2 separate regions of the Homo sapiens genome follow, and region 2 is linked to region 1. Evidence: chromatin loops called from intact Hi-C (ENCODE). Cell type or tissue: CD14-positive monocyte. All regions are shown on one strand. Each heading gives the region's core, and the rest is flanking DNA. Links, peaks and the distances in the headings are about the cores only.

Evidence for each region. Hi-C counts contacts between places; a loop is a spot of excess contacts. Peaks named below come from ENCODE experiments on the same cell type or tissue, not always from the same donor. Only the 100,000 strongest peaks of a DNase experiment are listed, where the experiment ranks them.
Region 2: it touches region 1 in a loop (4-fold over the local background); 1 of 110 quality-filtered maps calls a loop at or near these places.

What each region holds. Positions count from the first base shown.
Region 1 is chr13:78,024,161-78,032,191 of GRCh38, forward strand. It overlaps LINC00446 (long intergenic non-protein coding RNA 446), which reads left to right. Exons shown (of 6, transcript NR_047028.1): 3 at 5,762-5,920; 4 at 7,703-7,824. Among named protein-coding and RNA genes, the nearest start is that of LINC00446, 15 kb to the left of the region's middle. In CD14-positive monocyte, for the core only: no CTCF peak of the experiment used is centred there; no DNase peak of the experiment used is centred there.
Region 2 is chr13:77,867,383-77,873,644 of GRCh38, forward strand. All of the region lies in intron 6 of EDNRB-AS1 (EDNRB antisense RNA 1), which reads left to right. Among named protein-coding and RNA genes, the nearest start is that of EDNRB, 48 kb to the right of the region's middle. In CD14-positive monocyte, for the core only: no CTCF peak of the experiment used is centred there; DNase peaks (open chromatin) are centred at 1,539 and 3,199.

The DNA.
Region 1 (8,031 bases), core at 1,179-6,178:
ATCGTAAAATAAACTCTGACACACCCATCACCCACATTTGACCATTATCAACTCGTTGCCAGTTTTGTTTCTTATATAGCTCACCAACTTTTCCAGATTATTTTGCAGCAAATATAAAATGTTATATCATTTCATCCATAAATATTACAATATAAATGTTTAATAGACAAGGATTTATATTTTGAATACAATACTAATTTATGCCTAAACATGGACAATAATCCTTACCTTTTTTTCAGTCCTTCTGTTAGATTTTAATCATAACAACTTTTATCAAGTACAACTTTACTGCTAATGTGTCTAATTTTATGTATGTATGTTTTTTTATTGATACATAATAGATGTACATATTTTAAGGGTAAATGTGATATTTTGATACATTCATATTATGTCTAAAGGTCAAATCACGGTAATTGGAATGCACCTCACCTTAAATATTTATCTTTTATTTATGCTAGTAAGATATGAATTGTTCTATCCTCTCTTCATCTGCTATTCCCCCTCCCCTAGTGTTATCAAATATCCTGTCAGTGTTCAAATTTCTTTGTCTTATGACTTTTTAATGATTTATTTGAGTCAAGGTCCTTATGTTCATATATTGCATTTGGTTGATGTGACATTTATGTCTCTCTTGTTATTTTCTTTTCCTTGTAACTTATTCATTAAAGAATTTGTGTGGCTTCATTAAGAGTGTTTGTCAATTTGGACTTACCTAATTGCATCATAAGGGTGTCATTTCATGTGTTCCTCTATCCCCTGTGTCTTCTGTAACAAGTTAGAGCTAAACGTTTAATTGGCTTCAGGTTTATTTTTTTTTTCTTTTCTTTGCCAAATGTCCTTCCATCAGGAGGTACACAATATCTGAGTGTCTCTTTTTGGGATGTTAACAATTGTTGATAATCATCACTCAGATCTCTAAATTAGCAGTTGCAAAATAGTGATAATGTAATTCTATTATTGAGAAGTAGAAATATGGTTTTGAAACATATTTTAGAGATAGCATAGATAAGACTTGCTGATGGAATTCTGATGAGAGGAAGAGAAAGACAGAAATTGAGAATGACTCATGCTTTTGGCTTAAAAAGTTAGGTTGATGGCATTGCCAATTACTGGTTTGGAGAAGGCTGAGAGCAGCTTTAGGGTATGTGGAAAATAAGAGTGAAGGATTATATACCTTATAAATATCCAGGTGGACATCTTAAGAAGGTGGAATAGAATTCAGAAAAGGAATCAGAACTATATAGTATAGTCACAGTATATACTTGTATTTAAAACTGGGGGTCAGGTTGAGATTACCTAGAAGGAGGTGTTTAGAAAGAGAAGAAAAGAAGTTTTGAATACTTATAAGGAATTTTGACCAATTGATCCCTAAGTAGAACCATGCTAGGAATTGAACAGAAAGGTCAACTTGTCCCAGGAAGCTTCTCCAGGTACAACAGTATAAATCCAAGAGTAGGAGTTTCCCTGTATGATACAGAGGAGAAACACTATGCTTGCTTTCGGACAAGTAGTGCTAATCTACATAAGGCATACCCCTGTACCTTGGGCATCAGGAAGAATTTCTCCCTTGTCCTCAAGGTGATATCCACTAGAAAGCACTACAGTGGGCGGAGTTACAAACCCTACCTCTACTGTGCTAAGTGGAATTCTATCATGGCTCCCATGGCCCTTGTCACGTGGTGTTACTCCTGTGATTAAGTTATGCTATGTGGCAAAAGGCATTTTGCAGACGTAAGGTTACTGGTCTGTTGACATTAAAATAAGAGATTACTGGGTGTGCCTAACCTAATCACATGAGTTCTTTGAAAGCAGAGAGTTTTCTCCTGGTGGCAGAGGAGGAAGTCAGAGAGATTCCAAATGTGAGGATTTGATGCACTATTGCTGGCTTGAAGATGGAGGGAGGCACATGGCAAAGAAAACAGGCCAGCAAGGAAATGGGGATGTCAGTCCTACAAGCACAAGGGACTGAATTTGTCGAACACCTTGAATGCGTTTGGAAGTGTGTTGTTCTCCAGAGCTTCCAGATAACAGGACAGCTTGCCTGATACCTTAATTTTGGTCATGTGAGTCTCTAAGCAGAGAACCCAGTTAAATCTCTCCCTCCTTCTGACCTACAGAACTATGAGATAATGAATGGGTAGTGGTGTGAGCCAATACGCTGTGGTAAGTTGTAACTCATTGTTAGAAAACTAATGTGCCTATGACATGCCAGACACTGTGACCGGCTGCTAGGAGGTATACAAAGATAATGATGCAAAAACCTGGCTTTCAGTTATTCATCCATGTAAAGACAAGAGGTGGAACTGTCTTGTCTTGAGAGTTAAACGAGATCTTTTCTTCTGTGTGAAAACAAGCATCTTCAGCCCTAGTTCCTACTGTTTCTCTTCCCCTGTAATAAGACAGCACACACCGGGAAGCTACATGACTAACTGACACAGAGCATGTAAATTTGTTGTCTGTATCAGTACAGAATCATTGAAGACTTAAGCTGGAATGTTATATAATGAATAATATCTAATATTTGCTCAAATTCATTATTACAAAAAAATCCCAAATCTACAATTAACACAAAATAAGTACAATATCATGCAGTTATGAGATATTGGTGTCCTCCTCCTAATGCACAAATACAAGTGTGAGCTGAGAAGATATACCTGCCTGGGTTATAATTAGTATTTAATTGATCATAGTGCACCTGGGTTGTGGTAAAGTTCTTGCAGCACTGTTTTAAGTCAGTGAATGTGTGTGGTTTTAAATTATTTTTTAAAAAGCCAGTGTAGAACTAGGAACATTCTAATCAATGACATCATTTTGATAAGGAATATATACTATATAGTAATTGGATAAATTTTATGGAATGAATGTTCCAAAAGAAGCAGATTTGGCAGTGCATGTTCACCCACTGGGTGTCTCTAATATGTTAGAATTTGGTGTGTAACACATTTGAGTGGGGAGTTTAAGTACTTTCAACATCCCTTTCTGGAGGATTTTTTGAAAACTAAATTCTTTGCAGTGCACTATCAGATCATCAAGAAGTGACACAAACTTGTTACTGGTAAAGTCACATCCTTTAACTACACATTATAAAAAAAATATGCTCGTGGTCTCTCTCTCTCTACCCCTCTCTCTCTGTCTCTTTCTCTCTCTCTCTTTCTCTCTTTGCAGTAGAGATGGCAACTATCTACCAAATATTTGTGCGTCCCCTTTCAAACCTTTCACTGAGAGGCAGCTGCCTAGGCCAGGACTGCATTTCCCAACAACCCTTACAGTCAAGTGTGGCTGTGTACCTTGTTCTCACTTATAGGCAGTGTATGTTCTCTAGTTTCTTTTCTTCATCTGCTAGCCATAGGCAGAGGATTCTTAGGCTCTAGCCTGAGTTCCAAAATAACCCCATGGAAGATGGTAGGCTGACCAGGAACACATACATTGGACAATAACAAAGGGTCAAGTAAATTTGATTGTGTTAAACTAAGAGATGTGCGTGTGTGTGTGTGTGTGTGTGTGTGTAAAGTATAAAATGTAATCATTCTGAACAATTGCTTATAATCTTTATAATCTGGACATTTCATACATCTGATTAAAATCCTCTTATCAGGCATCAAGATGTCACTAGTATATTAAACCCGTGTTATAAACAGAAAGTGTAATGAAAGTCATATTCAGTTTTGCTTTTTATTTTGAAAAAATGAAGCAGATCTTTAGTTGCAGTGTGTAGACCATTGCTTGTATGTATTCTTTTATCATTAAAAAACATAACCAGATAATTATTTTAGCTCTAGTAAAGAATTTCTGCTTCCATAATTTATCTGTTGTTGATGTCATAACACATAAATTTCAATCTTCTTTAATAAATATTTGGTCCCCCAAACAAAAATAATATAATAAAAAATTCAACAAAAATTTGTAGTGAACAAGTAATGCTTCCTTCTTAATTAATTTTTAAAAAATCAATAAGCATGCATTGCTTAAATGGAAAAAGTCAAGAATTTTCTTTAACTGTATTGAAAGGTCCAAAAGTTATAAAATAAGCCCTGTAATTAATCTTTATTAATGAATGAATATAAAACAAAATAGTTTGTGTTTTCTTTACTAAAGGCCACTTCTTTACCATATACCACTCAGAAATATGAAATGATATAAGAAACTTTTCAGAGAACTCATAAGACTACATATTAATGTGAAAGAAGTTTAAGAATCAGAAAAATTGAAGTGGGATAGTCTGATAAATTCAAATATATTTTCTTATATAAGAATGTCAATGGATAAAAGCCGATAATAACAATGTTTTACTGTTACTTAATTTGCCTTTGAGTTTTATGTCCTGATTCATTATAGCCTTGTCTGGAAGGGGAGGTATTGCTTTCACATGGTTTGAAAACTAAATTCTTTGTGATGTAGAGGGTAAAACAGGCAAGTAACAACTAAAGTAGCAATTATAATGCAGTATGATGTAGCCCACTATAGAGAGCAAAAACAATGATAAGGAAGCATGTAATGGAAGAAGCAAGTAACCCAGACTGAGAGGTCAGAAACTACGTTTGTATTAAAGCCCAGGTGCTGATGAAAAGGTGGCCACGTGCAGAGTCAAGGAAGGAGTTTTCTAGGATGTTTCAACGTGGAACATCCAAGCTACAATGCATGAAGACTAAAGCAATTCCATCTTGGATGCAAATCTGCCATGTTGACTTCTGATTAACCTTGATTCTGAGAATGCCTCTCAGATTTCTACTTCATCTACTGTCACTGTAAATTCTGCCCTGAGGTCAAAACAACCTTGACCATACATCCTGACCTTTGGCAGATTCACATAGCATTCTTGCCTTTCATTGAGGGGTCCAGTTCAATTGTCCTACACATTCCTTCCCTATGGTTTATAAGCCCTGAGCATATGAGGTAACAGTGAGAGGATCCACCATCTTGTCTCATGGTCAACTGAGATGCAGACATGGCTTCTGTTCACATGTCCCTATTAAATATTTCTTTCTAAGAAACTGTATCTGTCAGCCCTTTTCTTCAGTGTCTCAGCATCCTAGGCTGTTGGAGGTAGGTTTGTGTAGACCTTCTCACCGCTGGAACAAGGTGTGAACAGGATGTTAGTTCACACAGCCTTATAAGTCATTTGAAGAGCTTTGAGCTTCATCTTAGGAGCACTGGAAAGCTAATAAAGGGTTTTAAGCAGGATAGAGACACAGTATTGTGCTGCAGGATGTTTACTTGTGTAACAGAGTCGGGAAAGAAGAGATGGGCTGTCAGGTTACCAGTGTTGGAACGAATCCAGGGAAGAGATTATGGTGGCCAAACTAGGGTAGTGGCCATGGGTGTGAAAGAAGCAGATTCAAGAGACACATAAGGGTGTCCATTGGATTTAGTGACTTTAGAGAGGAGAGGCAGGAGGTGAGGGCTTCTTTTACTTTCTAATCACTTTTTGAGTGGGTTTCTACTTAACTTTTGAGGTCAGGTTACTAGCCCCTCGTGTGATCTCAAATTGAGGATTTTAGTCCTATCTCAGACCCAAATGAGAAGCAAAAAGCCATCAAAGCCTCTCAATGTGGTCTAACATCTAATCTCTCCCCTTCAACCCAGGAGCCAGGAGACCATCCCAAGTTTGTATTTCAAATAGTTCTATTTTCTACAGTCAATGCTTGTTCCTCATTCCTGCTATGTACCAGAAACTTAGGAGTTACTCATAATTTGAGATGGTGGGTTTTGATGTATTCTGACACATGAAGGTTTTGTGCTATTTTTTCCCTGCTCCCTTCAGATTTACTCTGTGGCCCTCCGAGACTTCGTGTAACAGCAACTGCATTTTAATGCAATGGCAGCTATGGAAAACACAAAACTATCAGTCATTGTCAAATACTCCATAAATGGAGACAGAGAAGGGGTTCAGTTCTCTGTGTAACAAGGACAGAGGAGAAAGGTCAGTGATATATCATGTGGTATAGGATTTTCCCTTAAGCAATCTTCCGCTAAGACTTGCTCACAGTGTGGAAGCTTTTGTCTGCCCAGAGACTGAATTCTAAAACCACTCCTCAACTTAAAGTTCCAAATATTCAACGCTCTGTATAGCATTGGAGAAAGTGTAGAAGACGCTGCAAATGCATTTAGGGAAAAAATTAATTTTTGCCATTCGTGAAGTCCAGGAACTAATATTAACAGTTGTTTAACTTATGAAAAATTAATTAGATGACTTATAAATTATGTATGTGGGAAAAAGAAAATCTGTCAGTGGGTGGTTTGAGGATTCAGAAGAGCACTTAAGTTGATAACAAAAGGTATTTTGTGCAGCAGGTCACATTGGGGTAGGCTTTTATTCTTCTTTTGTGCCTGAAAATGGTGAATACAGAATTGTTCTTATGTAACTCCCTGGTAGTGAGGGAACTAGTCATTCCCATAACACATTTATCATTATGTGTGTGTCTGCTATTTAGAAGTATAGAAGAGAGTAGACAAAAATTTAATGAGAAAGTCAGAGAACTGAAAAGTCGCTAGAACAGCTAGAATATCTGAATGCTGAACCCGTCTGCCTAGCAACATGGCACAACCTCATAATGAGCCCTTCTCCCAGATCTCTTGAGAAAAGAATAAACACAGCAACCCTGGAAGTCAAACTCATACATGTGATATAGAAATTAAACAACAGATCTAATTCTGAAACAAGTTTAGATTTATCTGTATTTTAAAAAATATTGTAGAGCAATGAAATATATTTTCTTAATCTGACTTTTAAAGGAATATTTAATTTATGGTACTTTTTTCTGGTTAATTTTATCTTTTCCATACCAAGTAATATAGGCAGTTGCAACATCCATGAAGAGTTGTTAATTGGAGCACAAGGTACTAGAAATGTTCAATCTCACTTTGAAAGACACATTACAAATATGAATATCAATTAATATGCCTTTAAAAAAGTTATATAAATCTATTTTTGGGAAAATGTTTATTTTGAATAATTAAAAACAAAGGTGATTTGAACTCAAAATAATTTATTCTAGTTTAAATTTTATAATGAAAAGAAAAATAACGATGATTTAGGAAACAGCTATTCTGAGTTAACCATATATTTATCTTCACTTTCAACCTTTGTAGGCATAATTGGAGTCTCTAGTATAAATCAAATAACAATCTTCAATTAATATATCATAGATGATTAAGCATTGTATGAAAGAAATCAAATTCTGATACTCTCTGATTTTCTACAGCTGTTTCCCTTTTACTCTTTTCCTTAAGCTTCTTAAAGAAGAGATATGTTGTTTTCTGTATTTAAAAAAAATAGTGCAATTAACACTAAGCAGCAGTGTCTCAAATAAATAGGAAGACATTGATAAATTTGGCCAGAATTACAAAGACTTCTAAAAGAAAAGTATTAATATACCTATAGGATGGTCTAAAATTCAGAGAATACTTTTCTCCACATACTGAATAATCAGGTAGTCATTTATAATTCCAGGTGGGTGTGGCTTCCTTCATTTTAGGGAAGACTGACTAAGGGCTTCACTGTAGTATTGTAGTATTCCACTGGTTTTCAAGGTAATATTACCCTTGAGATTTTATCTTATACTTAGGATTCTACAGAAAAAAAATTATGCGTGAAAATGTTAACTGCAACTTTATGGTCAACTCTAAGGTCCTCTTTTAATCCACAGATGCCCAAATACTAACTTAAAACTGAGTGAATGAAACATGTCTCATTATATTCTAGGCATCTGCAGTGTCAAATCTACAGAGACAAGTGCACCTGGAGACAAATGACCAGACTACCATAAAACAGAAGCTTAATTATGTTCACTTACATTTTCAAATTATTCCCAACAAATTACCCTGGTAGGTGACACATCCATCAAGCCAAGACTCTAATTTCACATTCACAGTAATATGTTTCTGTAAACTACTGTAATAAGGTTTTAACTAAATTTTCCCCTTGACCTTACTGTGCTGAAATATTGCAGGCTGTGTGTTTTCCAGTTTCTCCAATTAATTTCTGACCTTGGTGCTGCCTGGGCACAATGAGGCAAGTGAAGGGTGGAGATC
Region 2 (6,262 bases), core at 1,263-6,262, 160 kb before region 1:
TGGCAAGGTGGGGCTCCTTTGTCCTTGGCTCAGCTTATTCATAGGGTAGAGGATCTACACTAGGAGAGAGGAGAGTCAAGCTGAAAAGACCAGAGACTACAGTCCTTGCTTAATTCCCTAATCACAAAGCATGGGTATCATTTTGGAGCAGCAGGCACTAACCCTACCTTCAGCTCTGGTGGTTCAGAGATTTTGCCTAGGTAGAGAAGCAGGTTATAGGAACTGAGAGCACTAACAATCTTCCCAATGGAACTGATTTATTTATGACAGAGTATGAGAAAGTTCAGGCCTACAGGAGTTCTTAAAAACAATGAAGATTTTGGTAGTAAGCAATTAAGAAGAAGCTGATAGCTTTATGAAAGCAACAAGATAAACTATAGGTTAGCTACTTTATCAGAAGGAATCAGAGAAAAAGACAAATAAGAAGAGCTTTCCTGAGGTGAGAACAAACCTCAAAGTCTGGCCTCAATACTGACTTTACAAAACGGCTTGAATTTAATTGGATCAGACTGTGGAGACATGTATGCCCCAGCATGTAGTCTAAACAACAAAGCAACAGTCAGCACTTAGTGGAGCCTAACAGTTGAGTTTGATACCAACAGAGGCAAACATCTTAACAAAGGAATCAGAGGGAAAGACAGTCAAAAAGAGACTGGCTAAAACTACTGTCATCTCAAGGTGACTGTGCCATGCCCAAGGCACTGCCCTCCGAGGATCAGTGTCTGAGGCTTCATGTTGTAGGGAAAATAGACTTCACTAAAATAGTATAGTCACATTAATAAGCAAATAAATAAGCAAACAACAACAACAATAATAAGCCCTGGGGAGATCAGGACCCAGATTTGCTATACTGTATTACCTGAAATACCCATACATAGGAAAAAAGTAAGCAACAGCAACTGTCTGTGAGAAGGTTCAGATGTTGAACTTAACAGACAAAAACTTCAAAGCAGTTATTATAAAAATGGTCAAAAACTAAAGGAAATCATGCTTAAAAATGTAAAGGAAGATATGGTGGCAATGTCTCATCAAATGGAGAATATCAATAAAAGGAAATTTTTTTAAAGAACCAAATGGAAACTTTGGAGTTGAAAAGTACAATAACTAAAATGAAAACGTCATTAGAGTGGCTTCATGGTAGATTTGAACTGGCGAAAGAAAGAATCATCTACCTTGAAGACAGATCAATCGAAATTATTTAATCTAAATAACAGATAAAAATAATAAGAAATATGAACAGAGTCTCAGAGAAATGTGAGGCACTGTTAAGCACACCAACACACATGTAATAGAAATAATGGACAGAAAAAGCAGAAAAAAGTCAAAAAGAAATAATGGCTGAAATGTAAGGAGTGAACACATGGACTCCTGAGGGAAAAGTTACCATGAGGGAGTCACAGACCTGGACTGACATTCTGAACTCAAAACCAAGCCCTGTGTTGTCTTGGGAAGACTAGCCCTAGGTCCAGTGTAATTGATGCAGGCAATCCTTCTGACTTAGCTACCAATGGTAGTGACTGACTCACTTCCTAGAAGTGACTGACTCACTTCCTAGAAGTGACTGACTCACTTCTAGAGAAATGACATGAAAAAGAGAGGTGAATGGTTGTGGGGAAGTGGGGAAGAAAGTGGGGAAGGCTGGTGCATTTGTGCCTCCATTAAGGACAGAGAGAATGTGTATAATTTATTTGAGACAAAATGGTGCATTGCTTAAGTGTAGAAAGTAAAGGGCGAGAGAGAACCAAGTGAGGCAGGGGTTAAGCTGGGGTGACTCCATGCTGGCATTGTAAGCCATGGGACTTACTTTGAAAAACTTTTCATTTTGAGGCCAGATGCAGTGGCTCATGCCTATAATCCCAACACTTTTGGAGGCCAAGGTGGGTGGACCACTTGAACCCAGGTGTTTGAGACCAGCCTGGGCAATACGGCGAAACCTTGTCTCAACAAAAAATACAAAAATTAGTTGGGCTTGGTGGGTCATGCCTGTGGTCCCAGCTACTTGGGAGGCTGGGGTGGGAGGATCACCTGAGCCTGGGAGGTTGAGGTTGCAGTGAGCTGTGGTCACACTGTTGCACTCCAGTCTGAGTGACAGAGTGAGATCTTGTCTCAAAAAAATAAAAATAAAAATAAATTTTACAAAGCCTTTTCACTTTGAGATAATTGTAGATTCACGTGCATTTGTGAGAAACAATACAGAGAGAAGCTATGTATCCTTTTCCCAGTTTACCCCAATGGTAACATCTTGCAAAACTACAATTTTGCAATCAGATATTAACATTGATTTATTCAAGATAAAGAACATTTTTGGCCAGTCATGGTGGCTCATAACTGTAATCCCAACGCTTTGGGAGCCTGACTGGGGGAAGATCACTTAAGGGCAGGAGTTCGAGACCAACATGGGCAACATTGTGAAATTCCCTCTCTACAAAAAATTTTTAAAAATTAGGTGAGTGTGGTTGCTCTCACGTGTAGTCCCAGAGACTCAGGAGGCTGAGGAGGGGTGATTGGTTGACCTCATGAGTTTGAGGCTAAAGTGAGTTATGATTGCACCACTGCACTCCAGTTTAGATGACAGAATGAGACCCCAACTCAAAAAAAGAAAACAAAAAGATACAGAACATTTTTGTCACCAGAAAGATTCCTCATGTTGCCCTTTTATAGCCACACCCACTTTTTTCTTGCTCCCATCTCTTTCTTACCCCCAGGCAAACACCAATTTATGCTCTATTTCTATAAAAGCAAAGGCAAGTCATTGCATGGTGAAATGGTATAATTTGAAGAGCAATTAATTGTTCATGGTAGATGTATTGCTGTAGTTAGGAAATTCAAAGAAGTCTTATGTAATTGGATCAATACTAGTATTAGAATGTCAATAATATTGATATTCAGCTATGAGGAAATTAGAAATTTTGAGCAAACAACTGATAAAGAAGTCAACAAATGAACCGAATAGCAAAACTGATCAGCCAGTTAAAGCTTAGTCGGCTAGATTAGATATTCAAGAACCTACTCCAGAAGGTATCAGGAGGGGTAACAAATATGGAAAAAATGAATGAAGATTGTATTACCATTTAGAAAATTTATGAGAACAAGCAGGCTTTTTCTGCATGTGAATGTCCTTGGACTTAGCCAGTCAGACTTTGAGAGACTGGAATAATAAGCAGTTTCTGTGGGTTTGCAACATATTCCGTGAGAAGGGAAGTAAGATGGGTAAGTGCCCCTTGGCTTGAAACAAGATGTAGATGCTAAGCAGCTGAGGAAGAAAAGTGCCATAAAAAGATTAGGTTAAAACAAAATATAAACTTGACTTGTTTAACATTTTTTCCTATGAACATGCTTATTTCAAGACATTGCTAAGAAGTGGGGAGAGAATATGGATCATTAGTTTTCAGCCTCGGCTGCATGTAAAATCATCTGAGGAGATTTAAAAATGATCAGTGCCTCAGTCTCACCTTCAGAGACTATGATTTAATTGGTTTGGATATGGTCTAGGCATTAGGATTTTATCAGCTCACCAAGTGATGCTGATGGACAGCCAAAATTGACACATACTGGTGAGATGTAGATCTGTTCAATAGTATAAGATTGATGGTTTATGCATTTGTATATTACGATTCTTTTCTTTCAAAAGAACTTGAGTTCATGTAAATAAATTAGTGTACAAATAAAACAACTAAAATTAAAACAAAACAAATTTACAACATCCATAGAAATGGTTCTGAAATCTCCCTCTACATTTGCATCACCTTGGAGATCATTTGAAATATTCCAGTTCCTTGGCCCCACCCTTAGATCTGGGCTGGACACTATCTCAGACATCAGGTATTTTTAAACAGAAGTTTCTAACTTGCAGCTAGGGTTATAACTGTTGAAGCAAGCTGCGGTATTGAAATAGATGCTAGCAAGCACCTGAAATAAATGTATTACCTCATTAGGACGTTAAATTGAGTTCAAAATTCCTGGCCACTAATGCAAAAAGAAAAGAAAAAAAAGTTACATAGCTTCCAATTGATGAATGAAGAAGCATACCAAGCTCTTCTTTAGAGATTATGTATTTCTGGAATGAAATTTTCAATGAAACTTTTCTAGGTTGACAGTAATGTAAGGGCATGAGTAGTGACTCGTGGCTTTAGCCAAAGCCTTGCAAAAGACTCCAGCACACTATTCAAATGAATACTTCTTGTAGAGACCTATTATGAAGACAGAGGCTATATACTTAAAATGGGTCAGAGAAGACATTTTTAGTCAGCTAAAGAAATGAAGAGACCTGAGAGAAGATCTTTTATTATTAACCAATTTTAGGTATAACTCAGTTACCCCAGTAGAATTAGTTTCCATGTCCAGCTCATGTAACAAAGTGGCCAAGTATACTCCTGAGACCTGATTTGCACAGGTACTCCAGTGTTCCATGAAGAGATCATTATAAAGATCTATCTGAACTTTGGCCAAGTTTCTCAATTACTTGAAATTCATCCACTGCCTGGGGAATGCTGTTGAAAGTGGAGCAAGCAACTTTAAGGGAAAAGGCTACCTCTGAGACAAAAGAAATAAGGACCTGAGTCCTGCTTTAGGACATAAAGAAAAAGGAGCTGAATGGACTTCCACAAGTGTGATACATACTGGGAGACATGTGCCTCAGGACATATGGCTCTCGTTGTAACCAATATAGAGTATCTGCTCTATAGGTACCAGAAAGAGAATTCATTCATGGAATAACTTCCATCCGCATGTGATAAGGATACCAAATATCTGAGGGTTGAGAAAGAATTTATCAAACAAATTTACTTTGGCATTATTTAATTCCTCAAATTCTGTCTTTACATAGTTTTCTTGGTGTAACTCTGGTTACCTAGTTACTGTTGTGTCTCTGTTAATTGGTTCAAGAGCCCTTCTAAATTTCTGAGTACCTTGTCCCACTGAAATTTATGGTAAGAAACTGTTAGATCCTCTTAATGAAAAATTAGAAAAATTAATCAATGATTTCCTTTTCTGTGGGGGTTGGTATTGTGAATCCTCAGATTTTTAGTTAAAAGTTTGTCAATGGCAAGTTACTTAACTCCTTTGTGCCTCATTTAGCTCATCTACAAAGTGAGAATAATACTTGTAAAAGCTGATAAGTTTGTTTTAAAAATTAAATGAGATAATGCTTGCCAAGGGCTTTGCATAATTCCTGACATGAAGTAATCACTCAATAAAAACTGGCTATTAAATATTTTGTGATCATGATAATTGTCTTCATCACTGCCATCATATCATCATCATCATCATCATCCTGGAGTGAAATACAACAATGGGTAGGCAAGACAAAAGATAAATAGGACACCTATTTTTGGACTAAAAGATTGAAGGGTTGGGTTGAGGAGAAAAGCATTTTTTACTAAGATAAATATAAATATATTAGAAAATAAATTTCAAAAATTACTTGGATTTTTAAGCTGAAATATGAGACATCAAAAAAATTGTGCTTGCAAAATTTCCTAAATCTATGCAACTTCACGTTAAACCTCAAATCCTTGGAGGTCACACATCCTCTTTCCTCTGCCATCAGTGGAATTTTTCTGGAAATTTTGGGAAGTGTCCTGATACAGCAACCCGAGTATAAATTGCATCTTAAATAGATTCTTTCACCAGAAGAGACATGCACCACTGTAATTCCCACTGGGACAGATACTGCACTGTGAGTTCTCAGTAATAATGATGTTGATGTAGTACTTGAGGAGACAGCTGAGGAACCAGGGCACGCATGGAAAACCCTGTGTATTAACAAGAACTGCTGCAGCGAGACGACTGCTGACACTCTTCCTCAGAACAGCTGGAAGAAACCACCAAGCCCTGGTGCTAACCTCAAGGGCTGCTACTGCCGACCTGCTGACCAGAGCTGCCAGTGGAAGCATGATGGGGTTAATCCTGCCGATGGGGTTAATGCTGAGAGATGGTCCTTCCAGGGTTCTCCACACCTCTCTATTGCCTCAGTATGAGTCACCTGAAGGAAGAAATGAGTATGTGTGTGTGTGTGTGTATGTGTGCACGCGCACGCATGTTCAAAACAGGGGACTAGGGAAAATTTAAAATCAGATCGGGATTTGTGGGAAGTGATGTTTTTCCTTCATCAACACTGAGGACAGAGACTGACATTGCTTGTGGTGCATTCCAGTGGGACTGGATGCCTGGAATTTAGGGTGGATGCTTGAATCAAATTAAAGAGACCCAGCAGTAAGTAGGCAACCAGAGTGTTGGTGTTGAAGGCAAGAGGGCTCCTAAG